Linked DNA regions of Homo sapiens: all the other regions are linked to region 2. Evidence: chromatin loops called from intact Hi-C (ENCODE). Cell type or tissue: B cell. All regions are shown on one strand. Links, peaks and the distances in the headings refer to the core of each region. The heading gives the core; the rest is flanking DNA. Region 1 holds the start of LOC107986391 (a long non-coding RNA gene). Region 2 has its middle 260 kb from the start of ZNF608. Region 3 has its middle 380 kb from the start of LINC01170. Region 4 has its middle 79 kb from the start of ZNF608.

Region 1 (5,672 bases), core at 408-5,407, 55 kb before region 2:
TACCGTGAAGAAAATCATAGAAATGTGGCAGAAGCCTGAAGGAAATGAAACATCCTCTGTAACTCCATTCTGTTCTATTTCTGTTGGCTTTCCCGGGAATTCAGGTAGTCAGACAGAGAAACTGAATACCCTTCTTGTGGTTGTCTGAACGTTCAAGATCTCTGAATCGGCATGGGAGCAGTAAAACAAAGTTAGGATGTGTTGGTCAGAGGAACAAGGGGAAACTTAAAATGAGTTTGAAAACTATTTGTTAAAAAATGTAAAAGCCTTTTGCCTGTCTGGTACATAAATTTGCTGAAAGGCAAATTAATTTCTAATGACCTTTCTTAAATTATACAGTGTTTGAATTTGAATGTTTAGAGACCAATGGTTTGGTCAGGTAGGCACAGTGGGTTTGTTGTTGTTGTTACTGTTATTTGTAATTGTTTTGCTGTTTTTTGTTTTTGAATGCCTTCAGGTACATTATGTATTTTTCCGTTGGCCATAGGCCCAACTGCTCCCTGTTATTTTATACATATTCAAAGTTAGTATATTTATCTTTGCAAATCTTTAGTTAGCAATTTTAGAGAAAGCCTGTTGTTGTCAGGTAATAACAAAAGCCGCCTTTGTATAAGTGCCTACAGTTTGTTAGGCACTTAATCACCATTTACCATAACAGCAATCCCATTGGTAGATACTATTATCCCACTTAAAAAGATGTGGAGCCCACTAAGTAGTAATGCTGGAATTTGAACCCAGGTAAGTCGAGCTCCAACACCTGTCCTCTTTCCGTTATGCCTCAACTTCCTTTAGATTCAGGAATCAGAGAAATCACATTATATACCAACTTTAAAATATGTCTCTTGACACAATGTACAGGATAAATGACATCTGTACGTTGTTAAGTTCCAAGATAAAAAAGTGCAAGAACCTTGAACCTCAACTAAGATTCATAAAAGAAAGAATGAGGCATTTGTTCTGGAGAAGACCAGCAACTAGGAAGAACAGATTTTTTTTCTTTTTCTTTTGGTAATACTGCCTGAGGGCCCAAAGTGGTCAACCTTTGTCATAATTCATTTGGCAGGCCCGTAAAGATAGCTCAGTCATTTAGTCTAACAAAATATTTTTTAGCAGTCAGGGTACATACTTGATTTGGATCCAGGGACAAATGGCTCTCCAAGGGCTTGCTGGCAGGTTGATGACGCGATGCATCAACTGGATGTATCAGGACTTAATAGTACTGAACCATGGAGCACATTTAAAAAGCTCACATACGTTCTCAAATATCATAGAATATAACAAATTTCATTGCCTTCAACTCAAATGATATTTAGAATATGTGCTACATCAGTCTTTCTGCTCCGGGATTCAGTAATGGTCCAAGGTTGTTGTCTTCTTTTCAAATGTAAAAAGCTTAACTTGAAATATGGGTCATTTATCTTGGGCATGGTTTGAAATGGCATATATTCGATCATGTTGTAATACATAATATCTTACAATTTAACCATAAAGGAAGTTACAGCCACACATCATTTTGTCCAAAATCACTGAGAATGGAGATGCGCTACTTAAACACATTTTCTTGAATACCTTTCTTTTACTTTGAAATCCTCCAAAATTATAAAACTAACTTTTACTCATTCAGGCTTGATTTAAACAGAATCAGCTCCACAATTGAGCTTCCTAATGACTTAAAGTTTTTGTGTAATTAGCTTTTTTATTACTAAAGTCGGGGAAAGGAGCACTAAAGACAGTCTTACGGATTTGTCTGGACCTACCTTCAACCTTCAGCACTTCAGAGTCAGAAGGTGTTGCTTTTGCCCTGCCTTCTTGTCAGTGATTATGCTTTCTTCTTTTTTGCTTACTCTGATTTTTATCTCAGAAAATAGATATTAAACTTCTAAATCTAAAATTCCAAAAACAGAAATACCAATCCCATTTATGCTTTCTTCTTGAGTTATGTCTCTTGTGGAGATGGTTAATTGGTGACCCTTCTCCTTTGCCCCCATTCCCAAAAGATATGTCTACCTCTCAACCTGCAGAGCCTATGAATATTGCCTTATCCAGAAAAAGGGTCTTTGGAGATATAATTATGTTTCTTCAGAAGAGGAGCTTATCTTGGATTATTCAAGTAGCTTCCAAATGCAATGACAGATCTTTGTAAGAGATGCATAGAGGAGACAGATGTACAGGAGGAAGCCAAGTGAAGACAGAGGCAAAGATGAGTGATCCAGTCACAAGCTTCTGACTGCCATCAGAAGCTGGAAGAGGTGAGGAACAGAATCTCCCCTAGAGCCTCTGCCTACACACTGATTTAGTTTTTTTGTTTTGTTTTTAACTGTTTTGTTCTTTTTCTGTTTAGAGATGGGGTCTCGCTATGTTGCCCAGTCTGGTCTCAAACTCCTAGCCTCAAGTGATCCTTCTCCCTTGGCCTCCCAAAGTGCTGGGATTACAAGCATGAGCCACGATGGCTGGCCCTGAATTTGGACTTCCGGCCAAAAAACTGTGAGAAAATACATTTCTTCCATTTTAAGCCACCAAGTTGGTGCTAATTTGTTACAGCAGCCACAGGAAACTAATACAGGAGGTTTCTGTCTTTTCCAGACTGTGTAGAAGAGCTACATATTATTGGCTTTGCTTTTTTTAACAAGTAAATTTATATGTTTTGTTAAATTGTTCTTTGCTCAAACTCTGTAAACTTCAGACAAATTAAGTTTAACAGAGGTGAATTGAGCAAAGAACAATTTATGAATTGGGCAACACATGCCACATCCTCCCCTCACCCACCAGAATAAATTCAGAGTGATTTCCCTCCTGCCATGTGATCAGAGAGGATTTGTGGACAGAAAAAGGAAAGTGAAGTAGAGAAAATGGAAGTGAGGTACAGAAACACCCTGATTGGTTACAGCTTGGCGTTTGCTTTACTTGAACACTGAAAAGTTGGCTGCTTGTGTGTGGTTAAAGTAGCGCTTCTGTGATTGGCTGTGACTTGGCTACTTGTTACAAGAGTAGGTTGCAGTCCGTTTACACATCCAGCTAGGTTACAGCTCACTGCAGTATGGAGAAACCTCTAGACCAAACTTAAAATATGTAAGGAGGCAGCTTTGGGTTAAACTTTTTTTTTTTTTTTTTTTGAGACAGAGTTTTACTCTGTCACCTGGGCTAGGAGGCAGTGGTGTGATCACGGCTCCCCGCAGCCTCAGCTTTCCAGGCCCAGGTGATCCTCCCACCCCAGCCTCCTGAGTAGCTGGGACTACAGGTGTGTGCCACCAAACCCGGCTAATTTTTGTATAATATTTTTTGTAGAGATGGGGTTTCTCCTGTTGTCCAGGCTGATGTCAAACTCATGAGCTCAAGCAGTTCACCCGGCCTTGGCCTCTCAAAGTGTTGGGATTACTGGTGTGAGTCACTGCACCTGGCCTGGGCTAAACTTAACAGTTTTCAGTTTCACTTGTGCAGAGACACTTTTCAGTAGCAGTGTTCGCTGGCGCCCACATATACTCTTAAAGCGAACACACTAACACCTACTTAATACCCTTCATCTATTTGCTTGTTTTATTTATTTATTTTTTTTTAAGAATTAAGGTGAAATGGCTTTAAAGCAAAAGATTATTGCCAGAATTAGAAAGCACTCAGGATAAAAGTGTCTCTCTGATAAAGTCCATCCTAAAAGTATGTCTTCAAACTCTGTATGGCAGCAAAACTGCTCGTGATTTAACTTGCTTTGTCTCCACTTTCTACATCAGTTTCTTTCTCTCTTCATGTAGTTTCTGAAATATTTTTGTGGTAGACTTTACAAATCTTAACCAATGTATCTAGTTCAAATGTCCAATGGAAGATGTGCTCCCTTAAATGTAGGCATGGCTATCTATCTTGCTTTAGCCAATCATATATGAGCATCACTTGGCGTCAGAGTATTTACTTCCTAATGCTCAACCCTCAATTTCTTTCTTCCTCTGCCATTTCAGTTATGGAGGCTTGTGTTGATGTGGAGGTGCAGTGATGTGGAAGTGGCCTGAGATGCTGAGCTCACAGGTAGAGGACCGCACCCCCAAGAAATCTCAGCAGGCTAGTAATAAACAAGAAGTACACCTTTGTTGTTTGAAGCCACTGGGGCTTTGCCGTAGTTTGCTATTGTTGCATAACCTAGACTATTGTGAATGATACATTTTCTTAAGTTTAAGTTTGGTGATTAATTTTAAATTCTGGGATCTGCTCTACTGTTTTTTTGGAATTATTTCAATGACATAAATATTTTCTGAGATATATTACCTTGCAATGAGATGACCTTAGGGACTTGCACAAACTTAAAGTACAAAATGAGAACTCAGTATTGTGAATTCAGCGGCCTTGGTCTGGCAAAAAGACTAGCAAGTATTAAAATGCAGATTCTGGGCTGGGCACAGTGGCTCATGCCTGTAATCCCAGCACTTTGGGAGGCCGAGGCAGGTGGATCACTTGAGGTCAGGAGTTTGAGACCAGCCTAGCCAACATAGTGAAACCTCGTCTCTGCTAAAAATACAAAAATTATCCGGGCATGGTGGCGCGTGCCTATAATTCCAGCTACTCGGGAGGCAGAGACAGAAGAATTGCTTGAACCCGGGAGGCAGAGGTTGCAGTGAGCTGAGATTGCACCACTGCACTCCAGCCTGGGAGACAGAGTGAGACTCCTTCTCCAAAAAAAAAAAAAAAAAAAAAAAAAAAAAAAATGCAGATTCTGAGTTAAAAGTCTCCTCTGTTCCTTGTTGTGAAAACTGCTTGTTAATTGAAAAACAGTGACAAGGTCCTATAAGGTATTTTACTTTAAAATTATATACAATAAAAATGTTTGCTAAATGAAGAATCATCATAAAACCAATTTGTTTTACAGCTAGGAGAGACTTTTGTGTTTATCAAACCTGTTATTTTTACTTTCTTTGGCAAGTGGTTGATTCTTTTTCGGGGCAAAAAAAATGTACACTATGTACCAGGAACAACTTATCATATCAAGAAATCTAGGTAGTTACTAAAGACTACTGGTTAGGTCTAAAGGGCCTGGGGGCGTAACTAAAGATGCTGTCCCTGTCCAAATTAGGATAATGTTAGCATCAAGTTTTCAATCAATAGCTTGATCATATCAAATATACTTAAAATCAGGAGTTCATAACAGTATATAACAAAAAAGGCTGGACTCAGTGGCTCATGCCTGTAATCTCACAACTTTGGGAGCCTGAAGTGGAAGGGTCACCTGAGGCCAGGAGTCTCATGTCAGACTGGGCAACAAAGCAAGACCCCATCTCTAAATTTAAAAAAAAATAGAGAAAGAAAAAGAAAGTAACCTCATTGCTCCATTTTGAAGGATGCTGAGGAAGCAACTCACTATTTTGAAAATTTGTAAAAATGCAGGGATATATCCTGTCTTTCCAAAATGACTTGTACCTCAGGGCAATCCAGTAGTTAGCAAAGGGGCACTTCTCTTTCTTTTTTCTTAAAGACAGGTCTCACTCTGTCACCCACAATGGGAGTGCAGTGGCTCAATCTTGTCTGCAACCTCTGCCCCCTGGGCTCAAGCAATCCTCCCACCTCGGCCTCCCAAGTAGCTGCGACTACAGGCACGCGCCACCATGTCCAGCTAATTTTTAATTTTTTTTTAGAGAAAGTGTTTTGCCATGTTGCCTCAGCTGGTCTCAAACTCCTAAATTCTCTCTCCTCAG
Region 2 (5,672 bases), core at 288-5,287:
GACCTACTCTTCTGCTAGATGGTTTACAAAAACCGCGAACAAAATTTCACAATGCTAAAGACATAAAAAGCAAATAAAAATCCACCATGCTAAATGCTCTCAAGAAGGTCACCTTTCTAATCCAGCTACTGTTACCAGAGAATACCTACAACAAAGACAAGTTTGTTTATGACTGTGGTCCGCTGCTTATCTGCACAATTTATTGGTCACATAAAATATTTTGTAATTTCGTACTACAGTGGGTTTGACAGAAATGTCCACATATCTTACGTAATACTTTGACTGGTTCTATCTATTTAAATTTAAATCTAAGTATATTATTTGTAAAGTTTCTAGGTTGAGTGTAAACATTGCACTGTATGCATAAATGGTTAAACCTAACCTAAACATAACCATCACATTTCTAAGAAAAGTATTTTTCTTCCTATATTTTCTTTGAGTAAGCAGAAAAAAATCCATCAGTACTTACATTTAGGCACATATCAAGCTCCATTGTTTACTTTAAGAATTAGAGTATAAATGAACTTCTTTCTTTTATATAAATGCACATATTTTTACACTGAAATCTCTCAGCTAACTCGTGACACTTGACATTAATCACATACATAGATCAACAAAGACTTTGCTTTCATATAGAAAGTAATTTCAAACATATTTCTAAATTATGACTTGTTATTGCAGTCAATTTAATTATCTAGCTAATGACAATGTATGTTCATAATCAAAGTAGTCAAAAATACCAAGTTTAGTAATTAGACCATATAATTCCTTAACAACTCAATTTATAATGGAAAAGTACAATGCTTTTAGACAATGTTCTTCAAATACTCCTCTATATTCAGAATTAGGAATTCCACAGTGTATTCTTTTGACATTTAAAGCTGGAGATGGAGTGTTTAGGTTAGAAGCGTAGCTCCCTCCTGTATTCTACCTGAAATTGCTTGTAAGTCACATTACATTCTAAATCCATTTCCCCTCAAACCATGCTGAGGGTATAACATTTACTCTCTGTCATTAATGTTCTTTTCTGTAAGACATACCAATATGAATTGTAACACAATGAAACAATTAATCTTTCTTGGGCAATTTTAATGATTCTATAATTATAGAAAACTATAGAAAATCATGTTTTCCCGTTTATCAACTCAGATACTCAGTGACATTTCAATGCCAAAGACAAAAAAAAAAAAAAAAAAAAAAAAGGCGGGGTGGGGGGGGGAAGGGGAGAATCTCCTGTATTTTCATTTTAAGAGTATCATACTAACGGAAATCTATAAACTAAACATAGATAGTGTCACAAATGCAAACTGACACATGGCATAACTGGTGGCTGTGCAAAAATCCAGCCGGAAAAGTACTAAAATAGGCTAATTTCATTTCTGCCAGCTGCCTGCCTTTCCATTCTTTATCTCAGCTATTAGGTTTGAATAAATTTCATCTCCCACACTACAAGTAATGAGCAGGCAATGACTTATGAAGCACCGAGACCAAGTTAAGACAGAATTAGAATACAATTTTAATGAGACGGAGCTGAGAAAGTGGAAGTGTTACTCCTTTGACAGACTTGGCAAAATACCCAATATTATTTCAAATGCTCTTTCCTTTTTACAAAGAAACTGTCAAATATTAAAATAAAAATTATAAAAAATAAGACTGAGGAATTCTTTAGGGGCAGATTGTTAATGTGATTGTAAGCTAAAAATAGTTATTAGAGAAGTCATTTAAGGAAGAGAGCAAATGTGACTTCAATGTAAACATATTAAATATAAATACTCCTCTGAAAACAAACAACATGCTTTGGTTTCTCTGGGAAAAAAAAAAAGCAATTAACATTCAGGTAACATGCATCTCTTTGAAATGAGGTCCAGAAATTGTTGGGGGAATGGAGAGTAGACAAATATTTTCTTTGTTAGCACTTAATTGGAAGTCTATAAAATAATGTTATTATATGGCTTTGAAATACACTCAAAATAAACTGGTGTAAAAACAAGATAAACTCAAGCATGATTTTTTTTTAACATCCAACGTTCAGTACACCAGGTGGTGGGGGCAGTCCCCTGGAAGCATAAAGGGAAGTGGTCTTTGGCTAATAAGGAAGGTTTGCACCACAATAAAAGCATTTATTTTCACACTTAAAATCATGGGGAAGGTGTTCAATGGAAAAACCCAAATGCCACAAAATAACAAGAACAACTAAAATTGTTAAGGACTTCAAACTACCAAAACTAATGAAAGGGATTTTCCAGCCTGATGCCCCCACTCATATTAGGTAACGACGTCCCATCCTCCTTAGATGCCCTGTGCCTTCTCAGCTAAGCTGAGCTGAGGTCTGGGCCAAATTGAGCAGCACAGCAAGGCTACTTATACTCTACACTTTAAATTAATTCCTCCAAACATCCCCCAAACAGTTACTGGAGGCTTTTTTTCTCCCCCTCCCCCCACATACCCCTTACTGTTTCTGTCTTTCGTTTAGTGATTACTTCCTGTCGGTTTTTCTAGTGCCTAAAACATATGTGATTTGCTGCAGGCAGTCAGTATTTATAAGGAGAGCCTCACAGCAGGTGCCACTTACAAAAAAAGGCCCCTGTGAGCATGAGTGCACAAGTGTTATCCCATGACCCAAGGGTCATGCTGCTGTTCCTACACAATGTTTAGCAAAGGAAGGTTCTTTCCATCAACAACTGATAAACAGTATTCGTCTGATCGGCCAGATTTTTTATGAAATGATAAAGCGAATGAATATATCTATGCGTCTTTAAAAAGATACATGCATGCTTTCAAAATTATATGTAGCTATTCTGACTCTGCGGTCAACAAATGACCAGAAAAAAAAATCTAGTAATTTTTTAATGCTGATGGGTAATTTCACTCGGTGCCCCCAGTCTTCCATGCCCCAAATTCACTTCCTTGACTTTGAAGTCTGGGTCCCTTAAAGCTGTGAAATTTCCTGGATAACAAACAATGCTAAGAAAACTTTGTTTTGAGAAAATAGATTTGATAGCCATGGGACCTGTAAATGTAGTTTGCTTTTTACATCCAATAACAGTGACCAAAAAGGGGTGTGCTACCTTTTCCCATAAATGTTTCCATTCTTTAAACAGCATGTTAGAAATTCAGTTAAAGGGATTTAATGGAGCTAATTATAGTTGGTGAACCTCTCTAGCTTTCTTCTTGTTTTTCCCCCTGAGAGTTGTTCAGCATCACCCACTTGCAATGCAAGCTTTCCTTAGCCTGGATCTGTCCAGTGATGCTCCCTATTCCACGGGCCCCCATCAGCATATCTATTGTAACTTATTGTGAAAATCAGACCCAAGAAATCCAAAGAAAGCCCAAGGCAATACGGGGAGTTTTAAAACTGTTCTCCCAAGTATGATCAACAAATCACATTTTGGTGTATTTAAGGTAATCCTTTTGGGAGGCCTAATTAAGTTGGTAGGAAAATTATGTGATATCTATTTTATATTATAATATTATATAAAATATAGGTTATATATTCCAAGGTTATATATTATATAGGTTATATATTACAAGGTTTGTCATGTTTTATATATGAAACATGATACAAAATTGGAAGATGTATTTCCAATTCATGAAAGAATAATGAAAGAAGACAAAAGAATGAAGCTTTAGTTGTCTACCATGTTATACATTTACAGTATGCATAGGGGAAAGGTCACATTGTCAGTTTATATCCAACAAAGATTACTTAAGAAATTTGGATTTTCACAAATAATAGAGTCTTATGCTCCCATCTCCCTGTTACCAGCCACCACCTCCCCACCCCTCAACAACCTGATTTCTAAGTAAGAACCCTATTTAGTCCTCAATAACAGAATAAGAAATATTCTTGGTCTGTCATTTGGTCAGTGTCAGATACTAATATGGCAAAAATTAAAATGCTAAGTACTGCTTAATTTCCAAAAAATTTTATGAATCTTGCTCACAAAATTCAGAGGTGGACCTCGGATATGGCCTTGGACTTGGAAGATGGAAAACACACTTGTAATTCTCATTGCCCCTGGTTGTAGGTACTATATCCCATCTATTCCTTCTCCTTTAACTCCTTCCTCCATTTTGGTGTTTTAATTTTTCCCACATGGAACCTTGGGCATACTCCCATTGTGACAGGTACCTTTGTATACAGGCAGCTTTCTCACTAGACTGTTAGATTCTTTTCTGTGCCTAAGAATTAGGATATTGATGATTGGTTGCTGAAAGGATGGATTATAAGATAATGACTAATGCAGTTCAGTGATGGGTAGATGGTCACTCAAGAAGGCTGGCTTAGAGTCCTGGGGACCGGGGTTCATAGAGAGTCGTCATAGAGTATGACAACCATCATAGAGTATGAAAGCTGGCAGGAGAAACTAGTTATACTTCTCTCCTTCAATTTCACTTTTGACTTTCCAGAATGGTGTAACAAATTAAGATTAGACTGAAAATTAAGATTGAACTGAATCAGACTCTTTAAATTGGAGTTCCATTTCTAATGATGTCAGTTCTCTCTTGGTGAAATAGGACAAGTTTCTTAACCTCCCAGATCCAATTTCCTCTTTTGGAAATATGGGAATTAACAGTACCTACCTCACAAGATTAAATGAAATATCACGTGTAAAGCACTCAGTGCAAGCTCAACAAGTCATCTTTCCCTCTCTTGTACTTTCATCCAAGCAGTCCTTGTTGCATATCTGACATTTAGAAACTTGGCCTTGTCAATGTTTAAGCAATGATGGTGTTGAGAATCAATAAGCCTTGTTAGGGAGTAATGTTTTTCATAGATTCTCCAGCCATATTTTTCATGATAAGAGGTTTTTCTGAGAGGTGATTTCTGACATTCTGCACAAATCAAAATTATTCAAGGAGACAAAGGCATTGATCATCTTCTCGTTGCTTGTTTTCCTTGACCCCTCTGGCAGCTTTACCAGCATTCTCTATAAATGCCACATATAAATTAAAACTGGCTTTTGCAAGTAGATAATTCACCCCACCTAGCCCATTTGCCTAGTTCCAGGGAAATTTGCCCCTTGATAGTATTTTTTAAATATTGACAAAATTTTAATTGTGTTAAAAAACATATAACATGAAATTTAACATCTTAACCATTTTAAAACATACAGTTCAGTAGTTCTGTTGTACAACAGATCTCCAGAACTTTTTTTACCTTGCGAAGCTGAAATGCTATCCCCATTGTACAACTACTTCCCATTTTTCCCTCCCCCAGCACCTCTGGTGATATTTTTAATTGTTGGTTTTGGTCAAATTTCAGATGTGGTGACATAAGAATACATATCTGGTCATTATTAGAGTAACCTTACAAAATAGCTTTTTTTCATTGAAAAACATCTATGTTCACAAATGCGGTATTTAAAATGCTCATTTTCTGCTACACATAACATTAATAATAAGAGTAATTACCCAAGAAATATGGGACTTTAAAGCTCATTCTCACCCTGAAGACACCGAGAGATTATGTTTTTAACCTTGGGCTCTGATTTGGTTGTGAATGGAAGATGGTATAATGTATAAAGATGGTTTTCCATAGAAGATGGTGATTATGCTGAAGACAACTAGATTACACGCTCTTTGGCCATGCAAAGTGATTCTTGAAATACTACCTGGATAATTGAGGTCAAAGTGATTTTTTGGCATCTAATCTACCACTTCTCTGCCTC
Region 3 (5,000 bases), core at 1-5,000, 950 kb before region 2:
AATTCACAGTTTCCCTGAAAGATATGAGGGAAGGGGTTTGACAGGATGATAAAAGAAGAATGCTGCTCTACTCATCTTCTTTCAAAGGATGGAAAGACTTGTCAACTCTATCCTAGTTCTCAAATAAAGCATGAAATTTACAACCCCAAATTGAGATTCTCATTTTCAGCCACAGCTATTCTTAATTTCTGTTCTACTGATACTATAGGCATAGAGAGATAAGTCAGATGATTTGCAGCTCAAACTATAAAAGAAGTTTTGGAAAGACAATAGAAAAGAAGAAGGTTTGGTAGGTTTGGAAAATTCTTTTTCTTCTAATGCACTATAAAATGTGAAGCAGAAACACAATAGCTTAATGAGTTTCCATCTCTGTACTGTGACAAATCTACAATTTGGCCATTGTAAAAGTAATGATGTGTTTCATTAATTTCATACGTTCTTTTAATAGAGTATTTGGAGGAAAGACATTTTTGCTTTAGAAATTAGAGCAAAGAAAAGCGGATAAAAGCTTCAAGTTGGTGTTCAGTACTTCCTGGAATACATTAATAACATTCATCCGCCTTTTCAAACACACAGACAAATCTCAAAGTGATGCTTTGTCTTCTCAGTCATAATTCTAATAATAATGGAAGATGAGACATCCTTACCTCCTAGTCTCTCCCCACAATCCCCACTCCCTGGCTTGCACATGCACACAAATAATGCACTTTTTACTAGTACATTTGCATCTGGAAGTTCACATTCTATAACCTCCATCAATACATGTGGATACTCCAGGGCACATCCTCTGTGCCATTTCCAAATGCCCTATGGGGCTCACTCTTCAGACACAAGTCACATAATCTATGTAGTTCCACCTGCCTTTTCACAGATATCCTCATAGTGTGCTTTCTTAGGCTGGGATCCCCCAGGATCTGACTCCAGATAAGGATTTTAATACAAGTGCTTTATTTGTGAGGGGATCCAAGTAGCACCAGTAGTGGGATGAGGAAATGAGAGAGGGAAGGTAAAGAAGCCGCTAAACGGTGCCCTACTGAGCCAGTTATCATGGTGGGCAATGGGGGCATAACCCCACTGGGGACTGTTGAGAGCCAGTGTAAAACATATCTCAGAGTTCTCACCACTGGGGTATATATCCACCAACTCCCATGTGCCATTGGCTGCTCTCTGGGGGAATGAAATCCCAGTGCTTCCAGCCTGCACTCTTTGTAAGTCAATGGAAGCTGTTAGGAGGAAAGCCAAAAAGTCTTGCAGTAGGGCCCCATCTGTACGTGTGGGACAAGTGAGAGCTGAGAGGGTGAGAGTGAGCAAATGTGGCTGCTGATGGTGCCATAAGACTCCTTTATACCTCAGTTGTCCAAATGCTACTGTCCACAAACCATATGGCAGGTTTTCAAACCAGTCACAGAAACACATTCATCTGCCACACTTCTTCCTTGCATTCAGAAGCTTGACAGTGATGAGTTTTACTTGACTATGTCTTTAGAAACAACTCTGGGCTTGTTCTGTAACCCTAACAGAGGCAGCTGGAATTTACAAACCCACTGTGAAATGTGATGGGCTCAGTGTGTTTCTTCTCCAGCAGTGTCTTACTTCTCTTAGTGAAATTTCTGTCCCAATCTTGTGAATAGAAAAGCGAGGCTGGGGGTTTGGGGATGGAGTGGGAGGAAGGAAAATCTACATCATAGAGAAGGTTTACATATAGAAAAACACAGCATAGTGGGGTAGATCTCAAAGTCTATTGCAGTTTTCTGAAGGGCAGAAGGTGGGTTTTTTGTTGTTGTCTATCATTTTCCTTAGAATTACCAAGGGTAAATTAAGTGCTGCTCTAGAAGCCCTGTCATGGCCAACAACTCGGCAATGGACTGTTGAGGTCTTGAGGTTTCTGCAGAGGTATTTTCAGTTGGTGGGGCTCCAGCACTTTCTTGTTCCGCAGTTCTAAGCCTATTTGCATGAAGCATTCTTCAGGTTAACTGCTCAACTCTCACCTTCATGAATCTGGCATATGAGCAATTATCTCTCTCCAAGGACCGGCATTTGTTGGTCTGATTTTCTCGTTCATAGAGTGATGAGATTTCTGCTTGACGTCCTAGTGCCCCTGAGCCTGGCAGGACATGAGTGGTACTCCTGGGCAACCACAGCACTGTTCCAGATAAGAGCAGTTCTCACTCTGAGGACCCTCAAGTCTTCCATGAACTCAGGTCCTTAAAGACACAAGAACAAATACCTAAACGGGAACTGCGCCGAGACGTGTGTATGTGTGTACATGTGGGTACCTTATGTGGAAGCACACACATGTACATGTGCGCAGGAGCTGAAGGGAGCATGATAATTCCCTACGATGCCATGAATAAGAGAACAGCTGTTTATCTCAGATATTAAAAGAATGTCAATTGGGTTGAGTTTTCTTTTGGCACAAGAATAAGGAATGCTTAAGTTTCCCACTTGCATTTAATTTATTTTTAGGTTTATTCACCACCATTTGTCAGGTTTCTTGAGCGTGACCTGAAACTGACCTTTAGATAAACGTGAAGGCAAACAGAGCCCTGAAACTCTATCTGTATGTTCTTTTGTCTTGGGAACTGTAAATCGGGGCATTAGGTGAATAACACAGCTTGGCTTTGTGTCATGAAAAGTAATTCGGGCTGTGGTAAGGGCAGGATTTATGAAGCTGTCTGGCTAGACTTGGGCAAAATGCCAGCTTACACCTGCCTTGCAGATATGGATGTGTGCAGTTGTCACCTTGCTGAAGCAGCCAAATTCCTTTCACTGGATAGAGGCATTGCTCTGCCACCAAAGCTGGGAGCGGGTAGGGAGGCACTGGTGGGGGCACCTGCTGTGGAGGAGCGAAACAGTCTTTAGGAAACAGACAGCATAGACTTCCCTTTTTGAACTTCCCTTTTCTAACTCCCAGGCAAAACTCTCTTTAAAAAAAAATGTAATTACTATTTCCAAAACATTGTAAGTAATCTTGTGGGGTTGGCAAGAAAATGAAAGTAAATCAATTTGCAAAGCTTTACAGCTTTTTTTTTTTTTTTTTAATGAGAGATTGTGTCATAGCTAAGGTGGCTATATAATTTATCATCCAAACAGGGACACTTTTCAAAGTGAAAAAGGGAGGGCTGTAATTAATTCAGCCAGGACAACAGGCATAAATTGGGGCTGTCTGAGGCAAACCAGGATGGACGAGGACCCTAGTCATGAAAATTTACACTGCCACACAATGAACCCACCAAAGGACTGTTGTGTTACAAGGATGCTTCTCTAAGAAGTGACAGAAATTACACTGTCTCGTTGATGGTGCTGGACTCCCTCCACAAAGCAGATGGCCAAATTGTCATGATGCCAAATCACACTGCAGAATTTCTGTAGTAAAATCGTCATGCGCCCTTTTTCTCAGTGCCTTCCCCATCTCAGAAAAGTGCAAAAGCTCAGCAAATCCTTGCTTTTCCTGAGAATGGCCATCAGATAATATACAAAGCCTGGTCAGCATCTGATTAATTAGGATAAAGGCACAAGGGAGAATGTACAGTGTATGGGGAATAGCACTGATCTTTTTTATCTCAATGCTAATGAACTTTGACATGAACTTCCCCTTCTCCAGCAAAGTCATTTCTTAGAGTTTTCAGCTTTCTCCCCACTTTCTCATACTTTATAGCTTCACTGGTGTATTCATTTCATATGGATGCCATAACAAATAATAAAAAAATTTGGTGTCTAAAAACGAGAAATTATTTTCTCATAACACTGGGAGCCAGAAGTCTGAAATCAAGACGTCAGCAGGACTATGCTCCCTCCAAAGACTTTAGGGGAGAATTCTTCCTTACCTCTCCCAATTTGTGGTGGCTCCTGGTGTTCTTTGGCTTGTGGCAACATAACTGCAAACTCTGCCCCTCTTTCCACATGGCCTTCTTCTTGGGTCTCTGTGTCCTTTCCTCTTTTATAAGGATACCTGTCATTGAACTTTGTGCCCACCTTATATCTGGGATAATTTCGTCTTGAGATTTTTAAATAACTACATCTGCAAAGATCTTATTTCCAAATAACATTCTGAGATTCTGGTTTGACACAGATTTGGGGGGGAACATTGTTCAACTCACTACAATTAGTAAATGACAAACAAATAAATTTCTAAAAAGTAGTCCTTAAACTCCTGGCGACCCCTAGCCCCCATCCAGGTAATTGACTGCATGTGTTGTGAAACCCAGTGCCTCTACATTGCTTCTCTTGCTGTGCGGTTCACATGACAGTCCAGAGGAGGAGGCTACCCACAGAGAATGTATAACTTGAACTCAGCCTTAATAGAAGCTTAATAGAAGTTTGGATAAATTGTGAGAAGGGAGAGGGCATTTGAGTTGAAATTTTAAATCTCTCTTTTAAGCGTCAGCCATAGTGATAACCAAAATGTCTCTTCCTTCTGTAAGAGCCTAAAATTCAACTCAAGCAGGCTTATGCAAAAATGGGCTAATGTATCAGCGATAGTAACGGAAAAGTCCAAGTCTAGGCCCAAGAATCACTGGATGTTGCTCCTGTAAGAGTGCTTTCAGAAATACACTAGTCTCTTCTTGACTTGGGCTTCCTCTGTTTTGACATAATTCCTTGAGAAATGGTCCCAAGCAGCTCCATACTAACAGGCTCTCACATTAGTAAATCCAACAGAAATTTCATGTTTCTTTCCCAGCAGTTCCAGAAAAAGTGGATGTTAAATGGCTGTGATGGTCACACGTTCTCTCCTGAGTAATCATTCTGTCAGGGGCTACTGTACTCCTCCTTCCAGGTCTGAGTCACCTGCCCTACTTAGAGCCATGGGGTGGAGTCAGCCATACCCAAATCATGTGGACTAAGCATGAGAAGAGTGAGGGAGGATTCACTTATTCTAGGAAAGCCATTGTGATGTTAGAGGGGAAGGAGAAATAAATGTAGGCAAACAAAAATAACGGCTGTCCACTCCCCTCACTCTGACAACTTTTACAACCACTTCAGACACTATCGGGAGAATT
Region 4 (5,672 bases), core at 309-5,308, 180 kb before region 2:
GCACAATTATGATTTGTGAATCAAAATAATTTTAATACTAAATTTTTAAATTTCTTCAGGTACCTCAGAAAGGACTCTCTTTCATTAAGAAGTATAGAAAGTGTTTATATATATGTGTCTACTTATGAGGCTAAGAGGGAAAATGTGTTTTTATTTAAGCCTGCCGTTTAAACAATGGAGAGAATAGGCCATCCATTAAGAGTTTGATCCCATCCAACTAGCATCATGTATGAGAACTTATTTGTCCCTTTCACATTTATACTCTAGCCCTGATTTTGCTTGGCAACTTACTGGAGAATTTTCAGTATCTTGAAAGCTCCTTAGTATTTTGAGAATGGCACTGAATTGTTTCCCTTGTAACAGATTTAGCAAGTGAAAAATGGAGGGTTTTTTTTCCCCTCATTTTCAGACATAATCTTGGCAGAATGTTTAAAAGAAAGATAAACAAAATGTCAGGAACACTTACAAAAGAACACTGCAACAGAGATGCAAGAGGTGGCAGGGAACAGAATAAATGGATATTGTCATACAGATGGCAGCTGCTGCTAGATTGTCCAATACAGTGATATTTAGTTTTCTTCCATGGACACTGAACTCGTTTCAAATAGCCCTGACACGGCAAAAGTGGAAAGGAAGCGCCTTTCCTTTTCTTCTCTGCCACATGGGGTAAGTCATAAAGTCATTCTTGGTACCACGGACTCATCTATTTCCAGAGAGGTTATGAGTGTAAGTGGGAGAATAAATGTTTAGCTTCCCAAATCACCTTGTTCCCTGGGAGGTTTCATCAAACCTAGCAGAATCTGTATGGATGCTCCAAATCTGTCTGTTCTAAGCACCCACAGATGTTTTCTCTTGGCACTCATAATAAGGATCTAGGATTAAATGTTACCATTTAATAATTAATTCCATTCAAACTCTCCCTCCCTTCTGTTGAAGGCTGGCACTCTGGTATAACTGCTGATGTGCTGACATCCTGGAACACCCGAAGTGCTGATTTCCATGCTATTTGTAACATTATATTCAGGATAAAAGTACTTTAATTTCCCAAGATGTAGTATTGTAGTTTTCATAAACTGGACCATATGCTGGGATGTGTTCATACACCTGCAGTTAGTTACATTTATATGTAAAAGTTGTCAGTTGATTTCTTTCAAAGAAATTGAGAATGTGGATTCTCTAACATTCTCCTAAATTATTTTCAATGTGAAATCCCTATGCCTTTATTAGACATATAATATGTTATCACAGAATTATACAAGACTCCTGTTTCTGAATCAGGAATCATCGTCCTCTTTTAAATCACACTACACATCTATAAAATTTTAACATTTGAGGAATCTGAGTGAGAGGTATCCATATAGTCTTTATATTATTTTCTCAACTTTTTGGTAATTCTGAAGTTATTTCAACACAAATCATTAAAAAATTACACTAAATATATGAAGTAGCTTGGTATATTCTTTTAAAATAAAACATCTTCTGTTTTATCTAAAAAAATCTGTCATTTTATATACAGAAAACATGTAGTTTAAAGGTTCTACCCCGCTACCTATAGAAACATAAAGTAACAGATATGTTTGTTGTGTAACTAACAAGGTCACAGGCTGTTCAGCTGCTGGAGCAAACTCGATTAAGCCCGTGATAATCTTTTGAAAGATTGTAATTTATCTCCATTTGAAGGGCATTATCTTAGTTCTTCAGCTATCACAGGGAGCAAGGGTAACAAATATTCAGTGATGAATTTTTGAAAGCTGTAGTCAGATCTTGTTCTCTTAAACCCTTCTAAAGGGCTGTCAAAAGGCAATGAAATAAAAATTGTCAAATTTATCCACAGACTTACATAATGGCTGTTATCTGAGAAAGTGGTTTATGATTCATACAGTCACTACCTTTACTTAAGCAATTTCTTGTTTGTGTTAGATTGAAAACAATCTGTTCCCATTGCTCACGTGGGAGAGATTACCACAAAAGGCTCTTGTTTACTTGCAATAAGAAGCTATGAGACACAAAATCCATGAAGAGGGGATCTATACTCTCAAAACAGTGTGGTACTTTCATTAAGGGTCAGCATTATTGACCACCTTTTTACCGTGTTTTCTTGATTTAAATGTAGATTTTGGAGTCTACAAGTAGCTTTGAATATTTGAAATGGATTTTGAAACTAATTTTTAAGGAGGACGAGAGGAAAATAACTGATTTAGTATCTTCTGCATGGTAGGGGCTCTGCTTGGTAAACAGGTTATTTTTATTGAATTTTGCGAACAACTCCCATGAGGTATATATGATTTACATCTTACAAATAAGCACATTAAACACGGAAGCTGAAGTACACAGCACCCATTCACATTGTGAAGTCATTGAGAATTGAATTGGGGAAATATTCACCACAAAGATATATCTTTCCACTACTATCTATGCTTGCAACTGTTTGTATTTTCTTCCACTTTCTGTTGCTTATAACAGAATACCTGAAACTAGGTAAATTATAAAGAAAATGAATTTATTTCTTATAATTATGGAGGCCAAGAAGTCCAAGATCTAGGGGCTGCACCTGGCGAGAGCCTTCTTGCTGCTAGGACTCTCTACAGAGTCCCCAGGTGGTGCAGGGCATCACATGGTGAGGCGGCTGAGCATGCTAGCTCAGGTCTCTCTTCCTCTTTTTATAAAGCCACCAGTCCCACTCCAGTGATAACCCATTAATCCATGAACCCATTAATCCATACATAGATTAATCCATTAAGGATGGCAGAGCCCTTATAACCCAATCAACTTAAAATTTCCACCTGTCAATACTGCCACATTGGGAATTAAATTTCCATGTGGGTTTTAGAGGGGATAAATGTTCAAACCCTAGCAGTTTTAAAAATGTTTTTGTACAATTTTGTCCGATCATTTGCTCAAGTGAGTGATTTTTTTCCCATCTATGCTGAGAACAGTTTCTTTGAGGTGCAATATTGCTATGATGTAGATATTCAAGTGGCCTGAAAAGCCTCAGTAACACTCAGTAAGTGTGGCCTCACTGATTCTCAAAAGAGTAAAATAAAAGTGGGGGATGGGGAGGGAGAAGAGGAACTGATAGGCCATTCCAGTGTCTTGTGTATTTAGAATGCACAGACCCACTAGCTTTAAAATATTACTTTATGTAACTTAACTTTTTGCTAGTTAGACTTGGGAAGGGTGATGAGAGAGATGGAGTATGGCAAGAGTAGTGTAAGAGACATACAATTCAACTTTCTGTAAAAAAGTAAATGCATAATCTTTATACACGGTTTTTCAGTTGTCTGTAAAGCCAACCACATAATTAGGCCAAGTTATTTGAGCACAGGAGAGAGACCAAGACTACCTTGTATTTTTGATAGACTTGGTTTAACTTAAAAATGGAGAATGACTAAGACAGGCTTATAAACATTAAAGTAATTTAGAAACTTACATATTTACAAATTAAATGCTTTTACCCACAAAATATCAAATGCAGCATAATTATGCTATTCATAAGATAGTAATAGGATTAAATTTTTTTTTTTTTTGAGACAGAGTCTCACTCTGTCACCCAGGTTGGAGTGCAATGGCATGATCTTGGCTCACTGCAACCTCCGTCTCCCAGGTTCAAGTGATACTCTTGCCTCAGCCTCCTGAATAGCTGGGATTACAGGTGCGTGCCACCACGCCGGGCTACTTTTTATATTTTTAGTAGAGATGGGTTTTCACCATGTTGGCCAAGCTGGTCTTGAACTCCTGACCTCGTGATCTGTCCACCTTGGCTGCCAAAAGTGCTGGGATTACAAGGCATGAGCCACTGAGCCTGGCCTAAAAATATTTTTATTTGTAATGTAGTACAGGTGGTGTGGTCTAGTAATAAGAAGTAAGCTTGAAGTAGGGTACTAGTCACACAATTGTGTACATTTGTCAAAATTTATAAAATTGTGTACTTCAAAAGGGTAAATTATTTCTTGATGTAAATTTTACTTCAATAAACCAGACTTTTCTCTTTTTTTTTGAGACGGAGTTTCGCGATTCTTGTGCCTCAGCCTCCCGAGTAGCTGGGATTACAGGCGCCCGCCACTACACCTGGCTAATTTTCTTTGTATTTTTAGTAGAGATGGGGTTTCTCCATGTTGGCCAGGCTGTTCTGGAACTCCTGACCTCAGGTGATCTGCCCACCTCAGCCTCCCAAAGTGCTGGGATTACAGGTTGAGCCACGCCTGCTTTCTAAGGCCCTAAAGATCTTCATGAATATTGGTGGCATTATTTTGTGTTGGTCAATTCCATGAGAGGGTCTACACTGGATCTTCTAAACTTCTTAGATCCTCTTTCATCTTGAGAGTAGTTATAGAGGTTCTCTAGAAGCTCAGCTTTTTGGTGGCAGCTTTTTGGGGCATAATCTTCACTAAATACAAGAACATTTCTACCTTGGGCCTATCCTGAAAAAAATGAGGGGCAAAGCTGACCTACCTGGAAAAGCATATTTGTTCAATTATTGTTCCTTTTGCTTAGAGAGGAACAATTGCTTTTCAGATTCATTTCTTCTGTGGATAGACACAATTTTAGAGTTAATTACTCTTCAAAATAAAGTTCAGACTCTCAAAAACAAATCTTACTAAATCCGTAGTAAAAACAATGTTACTATACTTGAAGCCTTTGACAGAGCGATAGATACATAAATTTTCCTTTAGACTAGAGAAGTATTTACAGTCTCTTAACTAGTTATTCTTATTCCTAATTATGGATTTATTTTATTATATGAAATTCATTTGCAAACTAATTGTATAGAACTAACAAAATATCCCAGACATTATGGATTTCTTCAGTTGTTTAAATTTCAGTTTATAAATTTGGTAATAAGTCAGTCCTTGTGTCATATATAAAAATAGAGTAAGCTATATTATCACATTTCTCCAGAAAATTGGCTGAAGTCTGTTATCAGTCAGTTAAAATAAAAATGCACAAGTATGTGGAAATACCATTCTTTTCTATGAAATTTAGCCAACCTTAGAAATAATTACATAATGTTAATGGACCACGAAATTTCTAAAATCCTCTAAAGTTTCACCTAGATGATTTTGGTACTTATCTCTGGTAGGGATGCCCTGCTCTTTTTCTATATCAGAGGGATTTTATTGAGTTTCCTCTTTTTTTTTTTTTTTTGGTTCAGGTATGATGATAGGGCTGGCCTGAACCAGCTTGTTCATTAGTAATTTCTCCAGTGGGAGAAATCTGTAGGGCTACTACGTAGACCAGGAGCATGCCAACTAGTGCAATGGATTGTTCCTACGAACTGATTTTCCATTTTTAGGATTTTGGTGAGCTGATTGTTAAACACAGTCATTCTTCAAAATTAGATTATGCAAGTTTTAAATTAAATAAATGATGTTAAAACAAAGATAATATATTAAAATCGACCACCTCTTAATTATTTCCATGTTCTTGAGGTTATCTCCATCTATTGTAAGTGTATGATAGAAATGTAATATAATGGTGTACTGCTTCATCTTTCCCCAACTCTGTGTGCAATGACATTGCCTTGGTAGCTTGAAACTGACCATCATAGATGGGAAATCAGCAACACAAAAACTCGAACTGTCTATCCTCCCACACTGTAAACATCTATCCTTTCTTGTCCCCAAGGGCTGTTAGCATTTACCAGCACATTTAACAGCTTTCTATTTAAAGCT

Evidence for each region. Peaks named below come from ENCODE experiments on the same cell type or tissue, not always from the same donor. Only the 100,000 strongest peaks of a DNase experiment are listed, where the experiment ranks them.
Region 1: it touches region 2 in a loop (2.3-fold over the local background); 4 of 110 quality-filtered maps call a loop at or near these places.
Region 3: it touches region 2 in a loop (5-fold over the local background); 2 of 110 quality-filtered maps call a loop at or near these places.
Region 4: a loop joins it to region 2, with 10 times the contacts of the local background. A loop is called at or near these places in 2 of 110 quality-filtered maps.

Annotation. Positions count from the first base shown.
Region 1 is chr5:124,948,943-124,954,614 of GRCh38, forward strand. LOC107986391 (a long non-coding RNA gene) reads left to right here and starts at 1,910. Exons shown (of 5, transcript XR_001742528.2): 1 at 1,910-2,249; 2 at 2,342-2,484; 3 at 3,948-4,014. RefSeq lists an enhancer at 3,900-4,019. In B cell, for the core only: no CTCF peak of the experiment used is centred there; DNase peaks (open chromatin) are centred at 2,929, 3,389 and 3,829; H3K4me3 peaks cover 809 bases; H3K27ac peaks cover 2,035 bases.
Region 2 is chr5:125,004,027-125,009,698 of GRCh38, forward strand. No RefSeq gene overlaps it. Among named protein-coding and RNA genes, the nearest start is that of ZNF608, 260 kb to the left of the region's middle. RefSeq lists a silencer at 2,546-2,595. In B cell, for the core only: no CTCF peak of the experiment used is centred there; DNase peaks (open chromatin) are centred at 1,485, 2,295 and 2,445; H3K4me3 peaks cover 1,264 bases; H3K27ac peaks cover 2,078 bases.
Region 3 is chr5:124,054,607-124,059,606 of GRCh38, forward strand. No RefSeq gene overlaps it. Among named protein-coding and RNA genes, the nearest start is that of LINC01170, 380 kb to the right of the region's middle. RefSeq lists an enhancer at 2,106-2,295. In B cell, for the core only: no CTCF peak of the experiment used is centred there; DNase peaks (open chromatin) are centred at 2,075 and 2,835; H3K4me3 peaks cover 2,139 bases; H3K27ac peaks cover 2,463 bases.
Region 4 is chr5:124,823,099-124,828,770 of GRCh38, forward strand. No RefSeq gene overlaps it. Among named protein-coding and RNA genes, the nearest start is that of ZNF608, 79 kb to the left of the region's middle. In B cell, for the core only: no CTCF peak of the experiment used is centred there; a DNase peak (open chromatin) is centred at 2,613.